Regions from separate parts of the Homo sapiens genome. Here region 1 is linked to region 2. Evidence: chromatin loops called from intact Hi-C (ENCODE). Cell type or tissue: GM12878. All regions are shown on one strand. Each heading gives the region's core, and the rest is flanking DNA. Links, peaks and the distances in the headings are about the cores only. Region 1 has its middle 140 kb from the start of NRBF2. Region 2 has its middle 35 kb from the start of EGR2.

What was found. A loop is a pair of places that touch in the nucleus more often than their neighbours do. Peaks named below come from ENCODE experiments on the same cell type or tissue, not always from the same donor. Only the 100,000 strongest peaks of a DNase experiment are listed, where the experiment ranks them.
Region 1: it touches region 2 in a loop (2.2-fold over the local background); 3 of 110 quality-filtered maps call a loop at or near these places.

What each region holds. Positions count from the first base shown.
Region 1 is chr10:62,987,513-62,999,337 of GRCh38, forward strand. No RefSeq gene overlaps it. Among named protein-coding and RNA genes, the nearest start is that of NRBF2, 140 kb to the right of the region's middle. In GM12878, for the core only: no CTCF peak of the experiment used is centred there; a DNase peak (open chromatin) is centred at 4,989; H3K27ac peaks cover 706 bases.
Region 2 is chr10:62,845,927-62,857,751 of GRCh38, forward strand. No RefSeq gene overlaps it. Among named protein-coding and RNA genes, the nearest start is that of EGR2, 35 kb to the left of the region's middle. In GM12878, for the core only: a CTCF peak has its summit at 5,700; DNase peaks (open chromatin) are centred at 6,415 and 7,265; H3K4me3 peaks cover 879 bases; H3K27ac peaks cover 1,298 bases.

The DNA of each region.
Region 1 (11,825 bases), core at 2,656-6,655, 140 kb after region 2:
ATTTATTAGTAGAAATTATATACGAAGATTAGGGTGAAAATAGGCTTGTTTTTTAAGAAATTGTTCACAGTGTAAGCCAAAGTATTCAGCTAACTTGGTTTCCATGTAAAGACGTTTCCTATTGTATCCCCTTGCGAATATTCATGATTGTGTAGAACATTTGCTTGTCATTCATTTTCCGAAAGAACCTCTTGTTTGTGGGAATAATGCAATTATATTGTTTATACAAATCAGCTAACTCCAAACTGACAAAATAAATTGCTTTTTTTTTCCCCCGAAATCATCAGAATCAGGGGTGGGACAATGAATGAGGCCAATATGAAGAGTGCTGAGTTTTCTCACACAGGCACTGCTGATGATGAATGAACATCCTAGTCACTTACATCATTGGATTAACAAGCCTAGGGAGTTGCTACTTTCTCCTCCTTGGCTCTCGTATCTCTTTTCCACCTTGTTCTTCTGCCCTCTTTTGTCTTCTGAACATATCACTAATGATCTCCATTATGATCATGAGGGTATTTTACGTGAAAGACTCCTACAATGTGCACTGCAGAGACAAAAAACACCAAAATGGCGGCCACTGTTACCATACTGTGCATCAGAGGAATTTTGGCCACAGTCTATTGGTGAAGGCTGGATTCCAATCAATCACCCTAGAGAGCAAGATATCACTGCTGGCTAAGGCAAGGAGTTCACAGGTCTCAATTAAGCAGAATCTAAATAAAAAGAATGTCCAATTATTGTTGTTTGCCTCCTTTTTTTTAAGCAAGAAAATGGAAAACTACCATAAAAGTGTGCCAGAGTAAAAGAAGTACTAGGTTAGGAAACTAGAAATGTGGTTTGTAGTCCTCAAGACTGCTTCTAGGAAGTTCAGAGAGAGGGCAAGCACATCACTTATCTCTCGGGTCCTCAGTTTTCCAACATGAAAATGGACAAGTTTGGCTAGAATCATAAACTTTTTCAGCTTCTAACATCTATGTTCTATTTTCACAATGTCTTCTTTTTATTAACTATTTTTCTTATTACATAAACAATATATCTTCATTAGTTATAACAAATAAGTAATAAAGAACAAAATTAAAATCACTTGCTGATTTACTACTCTGAGACAACTGGGCTTACAAATAAATATATATTTATTTGTAAATATATCAAAATGAGGCTATGCCAAATATCCTGCAATAAATTAAACATTGATTTATTTTTTTTCCAAAAGGTAACACTAAATGTTTTGCTTATTGCCAGAGCACGCGGGGCCCATTCTCTTTCATTCTCTTCAGATATTGCTACAGGCCCGGATAAGAATTAATAATGGGATGCTGCTGTCCCTGGCCATCAAAAAGAAAGGATAGAACCTCAAAGGAGCACTCAAAGGAGCCATAAAGATCCCTTGAAACTGCCTTCTAAACATTTTACAGATGAGAAACTTAAAGCCAAGAGTCAAGTGACAAGTCAAACATCGTCACTGGATGTCAACGCTGGAACAAGGATCTCCCACCTCCAGTTTTAAAACTGTTTTGCACTCTTTCATTGTTCCTACAGATTTTTTTACCTTAAACAAGCAGTGTTGACTTTTTTTTCCTTCTGATTGAGCTTTGGTTAACAGGAAAACTTGATTTAACCAACTTTCCTGGTTAATGGAGGTCTCACCTTACCACACTCCAACCTCACACCCTGTCACTAGCAGGCTCCAGGAAGAGTCGCCTTGAATGACAGGGATGAGTCATGGACCATAAATGGTACTTAGCAGGAAAGGTACCGAAAAAGTACGGAAAAGTACTGTTACCCCTCACTATGATATTATCCAAGCAATATAACCTTTTTTTTTTTTTTTTTTTTTGAGGAGTCTCGCTCTGTCGCCCAGGCTGGAGTGCAGTGGCATGATCTCTGCTCACTGCAAAGTCCACCTCCAGGTTCAAGCTATTTTCCTGCCTCAGCCTCCCTAGTAGCTGGGATTACAGGTGCCCACCACCATGGTCTTGGAACTCCTGGTCTCAAGTGATCCACCTGCCTCAGCCTCCCAAAGTGCTGGCATTACAGGTGTGAGTCACCACACCTGGCCTCAAGTGATAGAATCTTAATTTTCCTTTAATTCATTAAGTTTCTTTACATATTGCGCCAAATGAAGGGACATAGCTTGCAATAGATACTCCCAATAGATACTCCCTAAAGGTATGTGTAGATAGATTTTCCTTTGCATACCTTTAAAAAAGCAATGCCAGGAAACAATGTCAGATACTTAATAAATATTCGTTGACTGATTGAGCTTGCTCCAATCAAAGGCACTGCTTTTCTTGGTGTTCTTGTTTACCATGAGATGGGGAAACAGCACCAGCCCACGCCTATCTCACGGAGAGGCCAAGAGAGTGAAAGAAACAAGGGAGATCAGATCCTTAGAAGAAAAGCACTAGGTGTATTCAGAGCTCACTAATATTAATCATCAAGCCAGAGCACCTGGTCCCTAAGTAAGGCTACTTCTTGGCCATTGAGAACTATCAGGCTTATTCTCAGTCTAAAAATGGCCTCATTCCCTAGATCACTCCATCTAACGTTTACAATTCCTCACCACAATTCCCCACCCAGTTTGCTTTCCTGAGGTCATATCTGGTCCTGGTCAAGGTTACTTCAAGGGCATCTAGCCTAGTTGTCTTTTGTTTTCTTTTTTTTGTTTTCCTCACCTCAGCTCATCTGAAGGATACACACATTCTCAAAGACAAGGTGGAGCATGCTTTCTTGTCTTGAATACAACCTTCTGGATGGTTCTGATAAACCCACCTCACCCCTAGTGAGTCTCCCTGATTGCAGTTCAGCAGAAGAAACTGTGAGTCAGAGACTGGAGATGGTGTGTCCAGGGTTTCATCACTAGCAGGAGGAAGAGAAGCAAAAATCTCTTTCACATTTTAACTTTTCATAATCCGTTTTTTTCACTAGGCTCTGATGTGGTCAATCCTGACATTGTTTCATTTTATTTAAGGGTATATCTTAGCATCTCCCTATAGAATCAAGCAGATCACTTTGCAAATTGTTGATGCATAGTAAATACATGAATGAATAAATGAATCCCAAGCTTGTTTTTCTCTTGCTGCTCTTTACTCAGTTTTTACCACTTATCTGGACCCAAGTCTATTTCAGTGGTACTCAAACTAGAGCATGCATCAGATTTACCTGGAAGGTTTGTGAAACAGATTGCTGGGCCCAACTCTCAAAGTTTCTTATTTACTAGGTCTGGGGTGTGGCCAATAATCTGCATTTCTAACAAGTTCCCAGGAGACACACTGATGCTGCAGGTCCAGAACTGCATTTTGAGAACCAATGGTCTATCTTATCCAAAGATTTCATGGGATCTCAGCTTTTTTAAAAGGTTCATTTTCAGTCAATTAAAGATTCTATGTTCACTCACCACTTTTCTCAGGCCTATTCTCAATCAGTGGTCTGATTTGCTTACCAATTTTCTTCTTTTTTTTCTTTTTTTTTGCTTACCAATTTTCTTAAGCAACACTATCCATGGTAATCCGCAACACTCATATTTATCTTTATTTACATCTATCTATATATTAATCTTTCTATTAAGGATTGTCTTATCTAGAATATTTTTCCTTATTTATACTATTATTCTCTTGCTATACATACAAACAAGGCTTATTAGCATAGGCCCATGTCTTAGTTCCCCCTAAAAGAAATTAGCACCCGCACTGTGTTTCGTTGACCGTAGACTACTGTTCAATAATATTTGTTACAGAGAATTATAAAAATTTAGAATTGCAATAGACCACAAATACAAGTATAATCACCAACACATTTTATCAGGGGAGAAACTGACACACATAAAGCTGTGACTTTTCCAAGATTTCACAGGTCAATGGTAGCACAACCAAGATTAGAACCCAGCTCCCCTCCTTTCATATTTTTTAAGCCTACCATAATGCCTCTTGGGCATCATGAAGCTATAATTGTGTGTGGTGCTATTGCAATGGATAATTTATTATTTTTTTATATATAATAAAAAAATACAACAATAGTAACAACAATTCCTATAGTAAACAACAATTCCTCTGATGATTAATTATACAAAGATCTAGCTTTTAAAAAGAAAATGCATTTGCAATAGGAGTTCCCTATTATCATAAAGATCTCAATGTTCTCAGGCACAGGGCTAAGAACTTTATATGAATATTCTCACTTACTTCTTGAGTGAACCCTGGAGGTGGATATTGTCCCCAATTTTCAGATGTAAAAATTGAGACACAGGAAGTTGTTTGCTCACACTACTAGGATTAGAACTTCTGACTATCATTTCTTTTCTGAATTCCCAACAGACAGTGAGCTTCATGAGGGCAAGGATTGCACACACCTTAATTACTATCTCCCACCCAGTGCATAGCTCATGGAAGGAGCTCAATAAATATATGCTGAGTGAATGAATGAATGAAAATCCCTTTCAATATTCTTGGTCTTACCAACTGTTTCTACACTCCTTATTCTACCATGGAGTATCCTTTAATAATAAAAACTGACAATTGTCCTGGCATCATGAGGAAACATGTTTTCTTATGCAGCAAAATCTATAGTTTATTGTTTTTGCCTTGACATTTGTATGCCACCAAATGTTTCCAACTCTTTTAGCATGATTAGGCCCCTATAGAAGGCTTTGCTTGCAAAGTGCTTTTTAGTTATTCACAATGAATTGTTCCAGTGGTAAATGTGACTCATCATCTCATCATTCCCATTCAACAGAGGGGAAACACACAACTAAGTCACGTCCGAGGTCAAAGTCAAGCGAATGGAGGAGTCAGGCATGAAACTGGTGACCCTAGCCCCAAATCTAGTTAGTTATGCCTCCGGCTCCTGGTCTCTTCCAAGATTTCTACACAGTTCCAAGCTCTCCTGCATTTGCCAGATGTTTATCACATCTTTCAAGTGGAAGCAAGTTCTTTCAATTAAGCTCATCAGGGGAAACCCACTCTACTTCTCTGAAAGAGGAACGGCTGAACCAGTTCGCCTAAAATAAGAACTGACGTGAGTCTTTGTCTGAATTCTGAAGCTGTTCTGACAGCGTTTTCTAGTTGGCTAAGGTCCCACCAGTAATGAACTGGAATATAAAAACAAAGGCTGTTCTCATGTTGTTTCCCAACCAAAGAGGGCTGTCCAAGCACTGGGTGAGTACTGAAATATCGGGATGTTTATCTGAGTCTTGAGCCTGACTTTTCCCTACCTAAATACTCCATCAAGTTCCCACCAGTATGCACACAAAAAGACTATGTTTCCGTGTTTCTACAAGAGTCCCAGAAAACAAGCCAATTTCTACAGTCATTTAACAATTCTCCCCTGATATCTCTGGATTTTTTTTCTCTCTTGGGGAAATAAATGAGCAGCTGAAAATAAAATAGAATTTTTAAGTTGCACTTAGGATATAATTGAAGTGCTATGACTTGTCTTTACTCCCAATTTTATAATCCAATTTTCAAGTCTATACTAGCAATTTAATGGTGCCACATTTGTATAGTTTCTTTGAAATTTTCATAATCTCATTAATTAAAGAATTGAAGAACATAAAAGGTAAGAGTGAAAAGGCCAAGAAAGAACAAAAGCATAGTGCAAGACTTGAATACTAATTAGATTTACCATCAAGGTATTCTTTCTGGAGTGAAAAATCACTCCAAAACAGCTACTGTGGATCTAATCTGAGAAGCAACTAATAAAGGTCATTGCAACAGTCTTTCCAGGTTTTCCAGAATTTGAGACAGCAAACCTCAAACCCCAAAGTATTTCTCTGGAGAGGTTTTCAGGTTAAACTGGGAACCACAGATAATTAAAGCAAGCTAACTGGTAGACAGTAGCTGCTCTGGCAAATTTACTGCAAGGGCATTCCTTGGCATGCTTGATGTGTTGGCTTCCACAACAGAGAGGCTGGAGGAAGAATCTCTGCTCCCACCTCAGTGTCTTATCTGCACTTTCTCCCCCAGCCCCTACTTAAAAAACAGAGAAGAACCTCACAGTCCTAGCCCTGATTGCTTCAAATTGGTTTAGGAGCTACCATCAAATTGAACATATAGTGGGGTAGGAAGAGGATTTGGGCTAATATTTTATATTTTATGCTTCCCTAGTTTAGCTGGATGTTTTTTTCTTTATTGCTTAAATCAGGGACAGAGCTTAAGCTAGGACAGTGCTTGAAAACACAGATATTTACAGGAGAAAAGCATATAACATCAACACATATAGCAGGCTGGGTGTGAGAAGCACACATCCCACTCAGTCTAGCTTTATTTTCCCACTTTTAATGAAGACTTGAATGTAAGAAATAGATTGTTTTTACCTTAACTCTACTACACAAAAATAACATTCCAAATTCAGTGGTAAATGGCAAATGACACTAGGCGTTAATGTGGGCAGTAGGGAGTGGCAGGGACTGTGGAAAATAGAGCAATAAGCCCATCTAAAGGTGGTAGCCACTGCACACCTGCAGCAGATTGCTGGCATGCTGGAATTCAGGACCCAGGGTCCTGTCTGATGTTTCAAGAGAAGCCAGAAATTTGGGTATGTCCATGTTGGCAATTTATTTTGGTTTTGTTGTTGTTGTTTGCTGTTTTAAACAGCATGGTTCCAATGAACACTGTGTGGACCAAAAAACAAACAAAAAAACCGAAACATAAAACCTGTGTGCAACCTCTGCTTTCAGGTCCCGAGAGGGTAATTAGTTTGGTTTCTTGGCTTTTATTTCCCATCTCTCTCCTACCCCCCAACCCCCAGCCCTCAGCCTTCACCTGTCACTCTCTGCTCACAGCCCTTCATTTTGGCTAAATCTAAATTCAGCACACAACTTTAGGTTCAGTAAAGCTAGGATTTGTTGATTTGTTTTCTCTTTTATTTTTTATTTATTTATTTATTTTGAGACGGAGTCTTGCTCTCTTGCCTAGGTTGGAGTGCAATGGCATGATCTCGGCTTACTGCAACCTCCACCTCCCGGGTTCAAGTGATTCTCCTGCCTTAGCCTCCCGAGTAGCTGGGATTACAGGCGCCCGCCATCAAGCTCAGCTAATTTTTTTTTTTTTTTTTTTTTTTTTTTTCTGAGACGGAGTTTCGCTCTGTCGCCCAGGCTGGAGTGCAGTGGCGCGATCTCGTCTCACTGCAAGCTCCGCCTCCCGGGTTCACGTCTTTCTCCTGCCTCAGCTTCCGGAGTAGCTGGGACTACAGGCGCCCGCCACCACGCCCGGCTAATTTTTCTTTATTTTTAGTAGAGACGGGGTTTCACCATGTTAGCCAGGATGGTCTCGATCTCCTGACCTCATGATCCGCCTGCCTCGGCCTCCCAAAGTTCTGGGATTACAGGCGTGAGCCACCGCGCCCAACCTATAATTTGTTTTCTTAGAGTACACTTCTATTTTTAAAAAAAGTATGTCCTGGTGGGGAGTCTAGCCCACATTGAGTTGAATCCCAGACATACAAAGATAAGTCAACCAAACAATGAAAGAATATTTCATAGCAATAATATTGAAATTTAAACTCCCAGGATCATTCAACATTAGGCATAGAAATTTCCTTCAACATAAAGCCTGCTTCAGTCCACTCCTTTTATATCCGAAGGAATTGAAGCCTAAAGAGATTCAGTGTTTGGGGGTGACTAGAAAAATAGCTAGCTAATCAGGAAAGCGGATCTAAGATCCAAGTCTCCAGTTTTCATTATTAATGTGGTTTTCATTATCTGCTGTTCTGATGATACTATCATTTGATTGGAGACTATATTCACCAAGCTAAAAAGAGTAAAAAGAAGACTATCCTTTGTCAGTCATGCTCATACATTTTGGAATCTATTCTTGGATGGCATATCACAATAGCTACTTAGCTCCAGAGACAACAAACTACCACGTTATTATTATTATTATTATTATTATTATTATTATTATTATATTGTATTCATGTTCACTAAGCATTGAATCCGGGCTTCCTATGTAACCACATTGCTCCTTGCTCTGTGATTGGCAGGGTCTACTGTGCTACACAGAGGAGTGGTACACAAATCAGCATAAGCACATCATGACTCACCGCTGAATACATTTTTTCCTCTGAAATTACTCAATCAGAAGATGATAGTATCTCACCCAAAAATACACAATTAAATCATTGTGAATGGAAAGACAGACTGTAAGCAGAAGGCTGGAGTGATCTCTTGTAGCCACCATTTCTAGCTCTCAAAATCTGGGGTAGATTTGGTCCCAAGTGTCTGAGCCTATGACAAAGGGGTTCTACCCCCCAAATTCTATAGAGTGAGACCATGGTGGTGTAGAAAGAGCAGTGGGCCCTGAGCCAGGAAAGAGCAGTGGCAATGAATATGTCTACTCCGGCATTCAGTTTTCTCCTCTGTGAAGGGATTAAACGAGGTGACTCTGAGAGTCTCCTTCAAGTTTCAGCATCCTCTGCTTCTCCTACCACAGCTAGTGGTAACTGACTTGAGGTTTTCTGATGAAAACACACATACCACCACACACATAATGACATCTTTAGGGAATGACACATCGTATAGGGTTCATTGCTTAAGTGGCCAAGAATATATTCTGGGTTGGGCACAGTGGCTCATGCCTGTAATCCCAGCACTTTGGGAGGCCACGGTGAGCAAATCACTTGAGTCCATGAGTTTGAGACCAGCCCAGGCAATGTGGGAAAACTCTGTCTCTACTAAAAATACAAAAAATTAGCCAGGCATGGTGATGCATGCCTGTAATCCCAGCTACCTGAGAGGCTGAGGTGGCAGAATCACCTGATCCCAGGAGATCGAGGCTGCAGTGAGCCATGATCGTACACTGCACTCCAACCTAGGCAACAGAGTGAGGCCCTGTCTCAAAAAAACAAAAAAAAAAAAAAACAAAAAAAGAAAAGATATAAAATTAATGTATTTTGTCCTGATGTAAAATAATTATCTTTATGTTGTTGTAGCTGCTGCTGTTGTATGCTTAGATATACTTTGATATTGTCTTTATATTTCCAGATATTTGTTTACAAAGTTTTTGGAGTATCTGCCTTTATATTTTGAAAACTTTTGAAAAACACACCCACAAATCTCAGATTTTCTCTTTAACCTTAATCTTTTAGGAGACAGAGAAGCAAAAGAGAAGGAAACACGTGCAATTTCTTGGCTTTTGTCTCAACAGGAAAACCTTTTTCTTTTCTTTTTTTTTAACATCTTAGACTTTTTTTCAAAACAAACATCACAAGGAAGGGAGGAAATCATAGCCAGAGACACTAAAAGGCCAAAACACTGCATTTCCACATCTTGTGATGCTTCTTTAACAATGAGTTGAAGATTGATGCCTTTAGGGATAATGAAGCATGGAACTACCTTTCAGACATACAGTTCCTTTTCAGTTCCTTCTCTGCATGGGCCAGGATATTGGAAAAAAATCAGCAGATTTCCACGTGTTAATGTTCAACCAGGTACAGTGATGGGTATAAAGCACAGAGGGCAAGACAGATCTGTTTGACATGTTCACCACTCCAGCCTATTGAAGAAGGCATGTACTTGCCTTGTATGTTGCCTTGTCTAATTAGCTGCTGAGCTGTTCCCTGGCTCCCTGCTCCTGACTGAGACTTAGCGGGAAAACTGTCACAAGGCATGATGAAGTGGCGCTTGATTGTGCTACAAGATGTCCTGTGGATGCAGTCCAGACTGTTTCGACTAATCATCAACTTTGCAGATTCCAACACCAGGGCTTGTCTGCCAGGGCAAGGGCTTTGCAAAAGTCAGAGTAAATGATCTGTAGCTGCAGAAAGAATATAAGGAATTGCTTTGTTTATATATTTTTTAAAGGACTGACTTCAATAGGCAGCTCCATGAGGGTGCCTCAGGAAAGGGGACCATTTCAAGTCACGTCTCCTCACAGCACCATCCTAGGAACGAGAAGCACCAGCATTTACTATCATTTACACACACACAGATATGTCGCCATGTTAAGTACTAGGTAAATTTTTAGCCATAGCTATATAACTATTCAGTTAACTCCTCCCTTCCATCCCAGCATTATCACTTACTCTGTACCTTTGGACAAGTTACTGTCTTCTCTGAGTCTCGGCGCCCTCATTTGTAAATTATTTTATATGGTTTTTGTGAGTGACTTTTATTTTATTTATTTATTTATTTACTTTTAAATAGAGAAAGGGTTTCACCATGTTGCCCAGGCTGGTCTCGAACTCCTGAACTCAAACAATCCACCTGTCTCGGCCTCCCAAAGCACTGGGATTACAGGTGTGAGCCACCACGTCTGCCTGTGAGTGACTTTTAAAGGGCTTAGAACATAGTAAGTGCTTATTCATGTTACCTGCAGGTATCATTACTATTATGGTGTTTGAGTCCATCATTCTAAAAGTGAATGTGATTTAAAAAAAAAAAAAGCCACCAGTTGATAAGCATCATCTGCACAGTGTAGATTCAAAAGCTAACTACAGGTTACAAACGATAGTTGAGAGTGTATCTTGAATGATCTTCAGAGGGTTGTAATAACAAGGAAGGCTTCTGATGCAGATTTGCAAGGTGAAACAAGAAGAGCAGGCTGTTCCCCCTGTTAGTTAGCACTACCATAACTTGTTGGTGACAAAGGCCATTCCAAGCAGTATTTTTAAAAACAAACACATATGTCCACCACTGGTAAAAATAGACCTGAGTCTATCCATTCTTTAAATTTTGGCTGCCTGTCACTAGCATAAGATTAGTACTAATCATAGAAGAATTACCCCAAGTCAAAACACAGCATTTAGTTCGGAAAACAGAAATAGAGAATGTAAGATCCGGACAGAAACAAAAGCAAATCTAGTCTGCTCTACCCTGGCTCCCATTTTCAAGTGGAGAACCTGAAGCCCAGAAGGGGGACCTGCTCCTTTGTGTCAGAACTGAATCCAGAGCGAAATCTCCCACCTGCACTGCCTCCCAATCAGGGGCTCACATCCTCTCTAACCACGGGATGAGTTTCATCTTTGCAGTGGGTCAGAAGTGATTGACCCAAGTCAACCAGTTAACTGGCTAGGGCTCAAATTGAGATTTTCCTCCAATTTACCTAGCGAGGACTTCCTAAAATAAAGGATGAGGATGATAAAAAAGAGCAAACCTTATTTCATAGAATGATTTAATGGCTAAAAATAGACATGATCAGTTTTCAAAAAGGAGAGCTATATATATGTACTTGAATGATTTAATGGTTAAAAATAGACATGACCAGTTTTCAAAAAGGAGAGCCATATATATATACTTGAAAAGATATCCAAAACATATTTTTAAGTGAAAAGAAGTACAGAAGAGTCTATAGAATATCCATAAAATGGCCAGGCATGGTGGTTCACACCTGTAATCCCAGCACTTTGGGAGGCCGAGGCTGGTGGATCATTTGAGGTCAGGAGTTTGAGACCAGCCTGGCCAACATGATGAAACCCCATCTCTACTAAAAATACAAAAATCAGCTGGCTGTGGTTGGACACACCTGTAGTCTCAGCTACTTGGGAGGCTGAGGCAGGAGAATCACTTGAACCCAGGAGGCGGAGGTTGAAGTGAGCCCAGAGCACTCCAGCCTGGGCGACAGAGCATTACTCTGTCTCAAAAAAAAAATCCATAGACAGGCGTGTGTGCGTGTGTGTGTGTGTGTGTGAGAGAGAGAGAGAGACAGGAGAGAGTCTGAGTGTTTGTACACGTACATAAGTACATGAAAAAAAAATTGAAGATTTGCACCAAATTGTTAGCAACCCTCTTAGGAAGGAAATGGGATTAAGGAAACAAGAATAAGTAGAAGGCAAAAAGACACTTTCTTTTTTTTCTACCTACTTCAGTTGGTTTGAATTTTTTACAGAAA
Region 2 (11,825 bases), core at 3,585-7,584:
TCTTGCCTGGAATGAAGAAATTGAACTGGATGGGTGATTTTCAAATAGTACTCCATGCATTCCCAGGGATCACCATAACTATGTTTCAGGACATCTTCACCCAGAAAAATAGTGTCTGTCAAACAATGAATGTTGAAACTTCCAGAGAAGCCTGCCTGTTGCTTTTATTTGTTTAGTATGATGGAGTTCTAGGTAAGATTTAGTTAGAAAAAAGAGGTTTCCTAAAGTGTGAAAACCACTAAAGTAGATTATTCTTTTCCTTATACAGGGGCTATAGAGTGGTGCCCCAAATCTGGTCAACAAGATTCTCCTCTGGAAGCAAAGAAAGAAGTCAGCTCAAAAATGGCTCAGAGGAGAATTATGCAGTCATCTTCAAGACACCAGCTTGCCTTTAACCCAGCAGCACTTAGCCTGACCTGACTAAACATATCCACAGAAAGACAGGCTTGTCAGAAGAAATATCCATTACGTATGGAAGCACTGAAAAACGATGTTAGCAGTCACCAACCAAGCACTGCCCAGGGTGCCCAATCCTCTAGTCCTAGTGAACGTGTGTGTGTGTGTGTGTGTGTGTGTGTGTGTGTGTGCACATTTATAAGGCTCTCTTGGTGTGATGGTTTTACATGAGGGATGGCTCAAACATAGTATATATATATACACACCTTCTTCCCACTCTTACAGCCATGGCAGACATCACTAACCAACTGTCACTTTCCTACCAAGCCCAAATGTGGCCTCATACTTCTCAACACTACAGACAGCCCTGAACAATTGATAAGAGCACCTGTTAAATGAAGCCTACCTTTCATCCTTGCATTTAAACTTTTGAATCATGTAAGTAACTCCTTTTGTTTAGATCTCTGACTCACCAAGCATCTTTCTTATTATAACATATTTCCCATGAGGGTACAGAAACCAAATGGGCTTTTCAGAAGACAGGAGTGTCCAGTCCTCTTGAGAAACCAAATGGACTTTTCAGAAGACAGGAGTGTCCAGTCCTCTTGAATATTCTATTTTTCACTATATAGCAGCCTCATGAATTCAATTACTGCAAATCATTTCCTTTAAAACAAAAGTATCTTTCTTTCAGTATGAAAAATTAGGTATCTTGATAACTAAGGGTCCGATGATCAAACCCTGGACTCTGACAGATCCCTGGTTAGAGAACCTTCTGGACACCAGGTTTCTCCAGATAACTTACTCATAATCTCTGTGTAGCATGATAAAATTTTGTTCCTTTCAAACATCTCTATGATGATTCCAAGCAGAAGATTCTACAATTTAAGAGGTGTTTGCCATTTGCAGAGTAAGTTAAGGTCAGAGATTAACAGAGTGTCTGTCTAGTACTCATGAGAATATGTCCGGCCAACTTAATGGAAAAAGAGCAAGAGTATGGCAGTCTGGAAACAAACCCATCCCCCTGCTGCAGCCCTTATCTGTCAGACCCTGTTCAAATCTAAATCAAAATTGCATGTCAGCAAACACAAGGGTATCTAACCATGAAATGTCTTCTTTACTTGCTTGGTTTCTGTGATCATATTTGAGTGATAATTAGAAAATAATAATTAAATGCTTACCAAGTGAAGCCTTTTCAGAATGATACTGAAAATTGACCAGAATATCATTTGTCCTTCAATCAGTTTTCACCCTTGGCTTTGTCTGTTGAGTCAGTTAATTGGAGAACCACACTAAGGCCAAGGTTGGCTCAATCCCCATGTAAATGAGTTTCATAATGACAGTCTGTTCTTAAGGGGCTTAAATAAAAGGGTACACAGGATACACAATGCCTTGCCTTCTCCTAGAAAACTCAGACCTGGGTCCCACCTGTAGCAAATCTCACATTTTTGCACAGAAAGTCAGATCTAAAGCACATAAGTTTTCCTTGTGAAAATGCTTAAACACTCCCAAGATACAAGTCTTATGCTTGAATAATGAGACTATCCCCTCTGCCATGGGCTGAGTTGTGTCCCCTCAAAGTTCATATGTTGAAGTCCTCATCGTTAGTACCTCAGAATGTGATTATGTTTGGAGACAGATGTGGTTAAGTTAAAATGGGCCATTAGGGTGGGCCCTAATTCAGTATTGATCCAATACTGATACAATTCTGGTGTCCTTATAAAAGACAAAATTTGAACACACAGAGAGACACAAGGGATGCAAGCACACAGAGGAAAGATCATGTGAGGACACAGCAAGAAGGTGGCCATCTGCAAGCAAAGGAGAAAGGCCCAGGAGCTGACACCTGGATCATGGACTTCCAGCATCCAAAACTGTGAGAAACCAGACTTCTGTTATTTAAACCACCTAGTTTGTGGTATTTTGTTATGGTAGCCCAGCAATCTTGTTAAGGTGATTATACAAACCCCACAAAAAATTGTTACCTCTCCAAGTCCCCAGCTATGCCAATTGAATGCTCTGACCACTACATAGCACTTTCTGATTTGACTTTGCTCTTTGGGTCTAGAGACAATGGATTAAGAGCCTTAAATTTTGTAGTCCCTGACACCACCATTTTGTAACTCCTCCCCTATAGCCACACATCCATTCTTCTTGGAGGATGATCTATTGAGAATATAGCACTTTCCAGAAATGATAATTTAAAGTTCATCTGTGTGTCACATGGTGAGTAGGACAAACCAAACTCTACGCCAAGCAAGGATTATGCTACCTACAACGTAGGAGCTTCATTTGACTTCTTATAAAGGTTTCTCCCCCAATGAAATCATTGATTATTTCAAGAAAAAAAAGCAAATACCAAGTACCTGGCATATATCAGAGAAATATATCATTTTGAGATCAAGAATCTAAATTTTCTCTTTGGAAACTGTAGGAGAGGACAGAGACCACATCTTGCCCATCCTTGCAGTCTCAACTCTCGTGCTCTATGACTAGCATAGAGCTTTGCATGTAGAAGGTAACTTTTTTATTTGAATGTAGTGGATAAAGGAAAATGACAACTCTAAGAGAGTCTGGAAGGAGGATGGTGTCTGTTACAAATATGGATACAACAGCTATTTCAATCAAGCTGCGTGGCAGCACACCCACAGTGACATTCTGGAAGTAGAATCCAAATGCTTTTTTTGAACGTGGTATCTTGTGATTCTTCTTGGATAAGTATCCTATTATCAGGTTACGCCTGATCAAATTTACTCATGCAGCCTAGGTTTGTATATAACATTGTCTCTTCTCAACACTGAAGTCAAAGTAATGCTTTTTAACATATGGAATATAGTGTCACATCTTCACGCAAAACTCTGCAATTGCTCCCCATATCACTCAGGGTAAAGGCTTCCAGAACCCCCATGTTCTTCTTCCTCCTGTGTTCTACTTCTCACCCACTGGTTCACTCTCTCCAGCCTCCCTGGCCTCCTTGTTTGTCCTCAAACAAGACTGGCACATTCCCACCTTAGGGTCTTTGCACTCACCCTTCCCTCTTTCTGGGAACATTCCTCTCCAGATATCTGCTTGGCTAACTCCCTAACCTCCTTCAAGTCCTTTTCTAAATGTCACTGTCTCAGTGTGGCCCATCCTGAGTACACACTGGCATCTTCCTCCCTCATGCCAATTCAATCCCTAATTCCACCTTACCATGCTTTACTTTTCCTTTTTTTCACAGCACTTGTCATCTTCTAACATATTAAATCATCTACTGATTTATTATGTGTGTTGATTATTGCCTGTCTTCTCTCCACATAGAACAGAAGTCCACAGACTGGTACTGGTCAGTGGCCTGTTAGGAACAAGGCTACACAGCAGGAGGTGAGTGGCAGACAAGCAAGCGTTACTGCCTGAGCTCTGCCTCCTGTCAAATCAGCAGCAGCGTTAGATTCTCACAGGAGCATGAACCCTATTGTGAACTGTGCATGTGAGAGATCTAGGTTGCACGCTCCTTAGGAGAATCTGATGCCTGATGATCTGAAGGTGGAACAGTTTCATCCCAAAACCACCATCCCCAGCCCCCATCTGTGGAAAAATTGTCTTCCACAAAACCGGTCCCTCGTGCCAAAAATGTCGGGGACCGCTGACATAGAATGTACGCTCCATGAAGGCAAAGATGTTTGTTTTCTTCACTGATGTACCCCCATGCACCGAGAATGGTGGCTAGCACATAGTAGGTGCTTCATAGATATTTTTGAATGAACTAATAATATCTTATAGGAACTAGATGTTTATCTTCCCTAGGTTAAAATGACGAAGCTCAAGTTTACCCAACAGTGATTAAAAGCACACTAACATCTCTCATGGCCTTATTGCTATGCTGTGTAGAAATCTAGATGCAATGACAGATTTCTAGGACTAGTAACTCCAATATTTTATCAGAACACTTTATAATAAATAAATGCATCTCATGTTGTGGGCAGTGACCCCAAGATTATCAATGCCACCAGTGTAGTCACACTGGTGAAAAGTTTAGCCAAATGGTCGGGCATGTTGGCTCATGCCTGTAATCCCAGCACTTTGGGAGGCTGAAGCAGGTGGATCACTTGAGGTCAGGAGTTCGGGACCAGCCTGGCCAACATGGTGAAACCCTGTCTCTACTAAAAATACAAAAATTAGCCAGGTGTGGTGGTGCATGCCTGTAATCCCATCTACTTGGGAGGCTGAGGCAGGAGAATCACTTGAACCTGGGGGAGCGGAGGTGGCAGTGAGCTGAGATTGCGCCACTGCACTCCAGCCTCAGCAACAGAGCAAGACTCTGTCTCAAAAAACAAAACAAAACAAAACGAAAAAACACTTAGCCAAATAGATTGCTTAGTATCATAAAGTAAAAACAAATATGGAGTCGACCTTTTCCAAGTTTTGACTGTTCAAGGGATAGTCTGGGGTGACCTTAGCTATGACAAAAAAGAAAACCAGAACTTTTAGGGGCTTTTGAGATCCTGAAAGATCAAATGAGGAAATAGCTTTTTAACACACAGGACAGGAAACTTGTTGACTACCAGGCTATTTGGGGACAGACTTTCGGTAGAGATAACACCCAGATTTTCCTGGCTGCATCACTTCCTGGTTAATCTCATGGCATCTAATTCTTTGACCAGATTGTTCTTGCCAAGGCAAGGCTGAGACTTTAGACAACTCCCTTTGTCCTAGGGAAGAAGCAATTCCAACTGCAGCAATTCTTTTATGCCTTTATTCTCTGGGGAAGTGTAGAGACTGGTTCTCTCAGAAAAACCAACTAACCAACCAACTAAAAACAACAACAACAACAAAACCCATCCCTTAGGGGTATCTGATGATGTAAAGGTCATTGTTGCATTTTTCCCCCCAAACTCAAGCCATAGGGGAGTCAGGTATGGCAGAGCAAGAGAAACAAACCATTCAGTGGTACTAGGCCACAGCTGGTAGTTTATTATTACTTCACTGTCAAAGACACCCTTACATTGTCGATGAAGTATGTCATTCACCCTCAGAATATGCATAAGGAGAGAACGTTGCAAGCATTTGGCAAACAGAAAATTCCTCCCTTCTTCCTTCTCTCCCTCTGCCCCTTCCCTTCCTCCTTTCTTAAGAAGTCCTCACTAAGAGGTTGCTATTCCAGGCAGAGATACACAAACACCAGGTCTCTGACCTACAGAAGCTCCCCCTCTAGCAGATACAAATAACTCTATGACAGGGCAACAGATGCCAGGAAAGAGATGGGTGCAGAGTGCCTGGGAAGCACAGAGGACAAGAACATGAATTCTACCCAAGGAAGGCGCATCGACAAGTGCTTCCCATAGGAGGTGCTGTTTGAACTGTGTTTTAAAGTTAGGAGGCAGAGTTTGCCAGGCAGAAAAGAAATCAAAGCCACTTGATTTAAGTGGCTTATGCAGAAAGAAACCATTGAAATTGAGCTTTCTGTAGAGTGAGTCCATGGAGGATTGAAACAACTGGTCAACAAGGAAAGAAGTCAGCCAGAATGATTATTTGACCTTGGACAGATCAAAAAGGAAAATTGTTGGACTGACTTTTTTTTTTTTTTGCATATGTTGACAGATGGAGTCAAGTAGAATGGAAAAGTGATTTGGATAATGCAGTCAAACTCCAAATGATTCTTTTGGTCCTACCAACAGAACAATCAAGTTGTGAGATCTGTCTCCTGCCTTGTGTTTCCTATATGACATGTCTTCAGGAAGACAGTGGCCAGAGGATGGGCTCCAGGAACATGAGGTCTTCGGGTCTAGACACCAGTTGCTGAGTCCAGGAATGTTAGGGGTACCAGAACCTCATCACTTTCTCTATGAAACATATTCCAAGACCCAGGAGGAAGGGACCCTGAGTACATGAATTGTTTCTCCAAATAGGCAGAGAGCTCAAGAGAGAAGAGGTTGTCATTTAGTCTGATTATTTAGGGGATCATAGCAATTGAAAGGCAGAAATGACCTCAAATGCCATTCTAATCTGAGTTTTCATTTTACTCAGAGGAACCTGAGTCCCAGACACTTGCATGAGGTCCCATGAAGTCAGTGACAGAGATGAGACTAGAACAAAGTTATTTTCAGTTCTGAGGCACAGCTCTATTCAAGAAACTTCGCTTTACATTCTACCTCATGACTTTACTGCTATTCCTTTTTTTTTTTTTTTTTTTTTTTTGAGACAGAGTCTAGCTCTGTCACCCAGGCGCTGCAGTGCAGTGACACGATCTTGGCTCACTGCAACCTCCATCTCCTGGGTTCAAGTGCTTCTCCTGCCTCAGCCTCCTGAGTAGCTGGGATTACAGGTGTCCACCACTGTGCCCGGCAAATTTTTGTATTTTTAGTAGAGATGGGGTTTTGCCGTGTTGGCCAGGTTGGTCTCAAACTCCTGACCTCAGGTGATCCACCTGCCTTGGCCTCCCAAAATGCTGGGATTACAGGCGTGAGACACCGCACCCGGCCTGATATTCCATTTTCATGAGGAAAAGGAAGCAAGTGGGAATGAATTAAGATGAAACACCAGTATGTAGAGATGATATTCCAGTGAAGTCAGGATTTAAGGTGAAAACTCTGCCTGGTCAGGTTGATTCTTGGCAATATCTCAACTAGACACCATGCTGGAGACCAGCAGGGGCCCCCTCTCTGAGACAAATGCAACCAGCTTTCCTATCCAGTGTTGGGAAAATGCACTGCTTCTTTAGTTGAGCACAAAGTATTTGGCTTATACCTAGGGGCTGTGCTGGATAAAAAACACATATCTCATAAAATCACACCCAGGGTGGGTTGACTTCAGCTCTTGCAGGATTGAAAGCAGCAACCTCAGTTCCTCTGACCACACAGGAACCACAGTGCCCTCCTGCCCCTCTAGACAGTTCCACATTTTGCCTCAGTCAAATTTCACCTTTGCAAGATTTCCTGCAGAACCTCCCTAGAGTCAGTCTTTCCCCTCTCTGTGGCCTCATTACCCATAGTTTTAGATTCTGTTTCTAGTACTTCATCAAAGTATTTTAAAATATTTCCACATAATCAGAGCACTTAGAGTCATGTATATTTCCTTCTTTTTTGTCAAATATAGATCTTTATATTTTACAGCTTTATTGAGGTATAATTGACCAAAAAACTGTATAAATTTAAGCTGTGCATGTGACGTTTTGATGTACGTTGTGAAACAGTCACCACAATCAAGCTAATTAACACATCCGTCACTTCACATAGTCATCCTTGTGTGTGTTTGTGGAGAACACTTAAGATCGGTTCACTTAGCAAATTTCAAGTCTATAATACAGCGTTATTAACTATAGTCACCCTGCTGTACATTTGATCTTCAGAACTTTTCAGAGTCCTTTGTATTTCTAAAGCAGCCTTTGAATTTGGGAACGGAATAGAAACAGCATTGGACAGTAGTCAGAAGACTTGGATTCGAATGTGTATGGTTAGGGCCCAGATAAGAAACAGATGACATATTCAATGGAAACTAGTAAGTAAAAAGGGACTATGTAGCAAGGCATGAGCCAGGTTCAGCAGGCTGGAGTTAGCAACAACGGAAGCCTGGTCACTCCTGGGGTGAAAGGAACCACAGGATGGAGCTGCGGCTTTGGGTCGAAAAATGCAACCGCTACTGAATCACATCCCAGAAGGGAAGCTGTTGATGGAGTAAATACCCCAGCCTTGCCCTCTACTCATCCTCCAATCTCTTGCCTTTGCCTCCCACCCAGAAGGCTAGAGAACCTGATCCATGTAGTTTACAGAGCTGGCTGGCAAAGGGAGCCAGGCCAATAAAGATGATCCAGCACAGGCTGCAGCTGAATCACTTCAGACAAACCTCTCCACTCTCTGATCCTCAGGATTTGTATTAGTAAAAACAAGTGGGTTGATCATCAGGAAGTGTCTCTGCTGCCTTCCTGCCTAACGTCCAATGACGCTATGACTGTAGGTAAAATAATGCACACATATTGATTTTTTAGATTTCCAGGGGCAGATATTCTCAATAAACCAGGACATAACTGCTGCTGTTAAAATGCTTCTTGAAACAGAATATGTGGAAATAGAAAGTCATGTCTTTATAACATAATTCAATGCTTAATACATTTCTGAGAAAAACAAGCTAGTCATTATTCTTTACTTTAAAAAAAAGTTACTTTTTTCAGCCTTGTTTATGCAACATCCCAATGTATGTCTTGAAAAATTATTCAATTCTTTTTTTTTTTTTTTTTTTTTTTGATGGAGTCTCGCTCTGTCGCCAGGCTGGAGTGCAGTAGCACAATCTCGGCTCACTGCAAGCTCCACCTCCCGGGTTCAAGCAATTCTCCTGCCTCAGCCTCCTGAGTAGCTGGGACTACAGGGGCACACCACCACACCCAGTTAATTTTTGTAGTTTTAGTAGAGATTGGGTTTCACCATGTTGCCCAGGATGAGCTCAATCTCTTGACCACATGATCTGCCCACCTCAGCCTCCCATAGTGCTGGGATTACAGGCGTGAACCACCTTGCCTAGCCTATTCAATTCTTTTTTATGCCTAGGCCTTTGTTTAGACCCTTGGTCTCGAAATGACCTAGTCATCTTATCTAACCTATGTGGGGCTTCTTTTAATCATTTGTAATTTGAAAAAAGACAAAAGTCACCTGTCAAAGCATTCTTTGGTGCTGTGTGGGTCGGGAGGCACCCATTTCCAAATTCAGTAAGCAGGAACCCTCAAAGGTGGTGGAACTCTAAGAGGAATCTTAAGAAACCTTGGTGTCTCCCAACCAAGGGTCCCTCATTAGTAGCCTAGCTCTGGAAAGATGGGGACTGACCATCACAATTTTTCAGGTTTGTTTCTCTCTTACAACCAGTCTTCACAGAGCATGTTCTAGGCACCAGGAAATAGCAGTGAACAAGACAAGGTCACTGTTTCTAAAAGCAAAAGAATTATGATCTGGAATCATATAAATATGAAACATAAATATGTAAGTTATATTTATATAATGATAATTGTAAGCACAATGAAGAACATGAGACAAGTTAATGGGATACAATGATTGGGAGTCAGGGGGGAGAATGGGACCATTTGAGCCAGGATATAACAGGCTTGGGAAGAGGTTGACTTTTGATAGGAAACTTTAATTTCAAACACCTTATTCCATATTTTTGCATAGATATAAAATGCTCTAAAACTTCCAATATCTTGGAAGGTAGTGACTGAAAGGAGGAAATTAGTAATGTTCATTTTAAAGAATTAAGAAATCTAAGATGAAAAGCTACAAAAGAAGAAGGATCCCAGGCTGAAAAATTATTACAGTGACCTGCAATTGTCTGTGTAAAATGCCAGAAGGGTTTATTGTTGGGTCTGTGGGCACTTGGGGATGTGGGATGGGGGCAGGAAAGAAAGGGGCTAGACACATCTGAGTGAAGGAAAGACAGCGTTAAGATGTTGAGGAAGAAAGAGGAGCAGAAAGGGGTAAGCTGGGTTCTTCTGAGCATCAAGATGGATATTGGTCCAAGTGTTTAAGTCTGAAGCTAGGTGCATACTTCTAAGTGTGGAGTGATTTTCAGGCAAAGCTGATTCCTATGATATGCATTGATAATTATAGGGGCTATTTCTGCTCCTGCCAGTAGTTCAGAGATATTCAAAGGGTGCGTAAAATTATTTAAACTATTTTATTTTTGGGTCAAAATGATTGCAAAGCAGAGAAACGGTCGGGAAAAAATAAAACATTTACTGGGGTTTGCAAAAGGAATATTCACATAAATAAAGTGTCAATCCACATGTAGCACTTTGCTTCTTGTGTGGTAGGAAGTGAGAAAATGTCGAAGCCAAATCTGCTATCTTTTTGCGTTTTCAATGTAAGGAAACAGTCATTATCTGTCAGATCTGGATCTTCCATGATTCAATGATGAAATAGCCCATAAAAGGTGCTCAGAAAAGCAGTGGTAATTCCATATAACACCACAGAACACAATCATAACTTCATATCTTTAGACTACATCTCTGAGCAAGGTTCCACGGCATTTGAACTTACATTTTCATCAGCACAAACCACAGGTATAGTGTAAAAAAAAAAAAAACAAAAACAAATTTTAACTCACTCCGAGACCTCAAAAGATTTAACAAGAATTGGATAAAACCTTTGTGTCTCAGCACTATTACAGCTTCAGCTAACCACAAAAATAAAAAAGCTGTTCCTATATTAGTGAGTTATTTTAATGAGATTCCTGGAGATAATGTAAAAGTTCTTGAACTTGATGTCCTGCCAGGGGCAACAAGTGGCTATTTTACTTTCTCTACTCTGAGTGCAGCACCCTGGTTGATAAGATGATCAGCAGGTCAGCTGATAATATTAACTTCAGAGATGGAAAATCCTACCAGTTTAAAGACTTTTTTCAAGAAATTGATGACTAACTTCATCAAAACCTGATAAGAATTGATTCTAACAGTACACTCATATCAATGCTATAAATGAAACATCTGATGATTTTCCAGTTTTTGAGGAAAGTTGTTCCTGTAAAATATTTTTCTCTATATATGGTGTGAATAGGTCACTGCAATAATTTGGTGATTTGGTCAAAGGGCAATGCAAATAGCATTACCTTAAATTCAAGATATCTGAGACTGATGCCTCCTCTTGAAAGAAGACTAAACATGTTTCAAATAGTTTATTATTCTACAAACAGTTAAAACAAATTGATGGCCTCTTATCTAAATGAAGAAAAAGATAAAGATTTTAATTCAAGGCACTGGTTCTTGTTTTAAGCAAACTACTTCCACTATTTTACCTGATGCTCTTTCTAAAAGAAGGGGCAGAACATATCATCACTGAAGACCATGTGCTTTTCTAGCAGTATGCAAAAGTCATAAATAATTCTAAGTTTTCATTTTCATTTCAAACTATGAGAATTGTGAAAGAACATCATTAACAGTGGTTTTCACTCTGGTTTAGATCTATATCTAAACAGATGAGTTATATATAAAATTGTCTAAATCATGAAACTTTGGGAGAATGAAGTGCAAATAAGGCCTATCATTTATACTGGCTTCACTTAGGGAGAAATTATAAATAAAATCATACAGAAAAGCCATTAATTCCTTTCAAAGTTTTGTCCCTTCTTTATCATGCAATGACATTTTTAATAAACACCATGTCCTTAAATTATAGTTTAATGAGAACTTACTAGCCTAATGGGCAAAGAGAAAGGATACAAATGAGAAACAACTGGATATGATGAAAGATTGTTTTCCTCCTGTGTATCTTAGTATTCCAGTCTTATTTTAAAAGTGCAAATTCATCCTCTGCTAGGTACACCATGAAGGAGAGACAAATTTCAGCAAAGAACAATTTTAGAGACTGTGAACCCTCTTCAGGTTCAGTGAGCACTGAAACTGTAGACTCTCTCTTAGTATTCAAATTAAGTACTTAGAGACTTGGTAAGAGATGTTTGAGAAAATTAGGCAA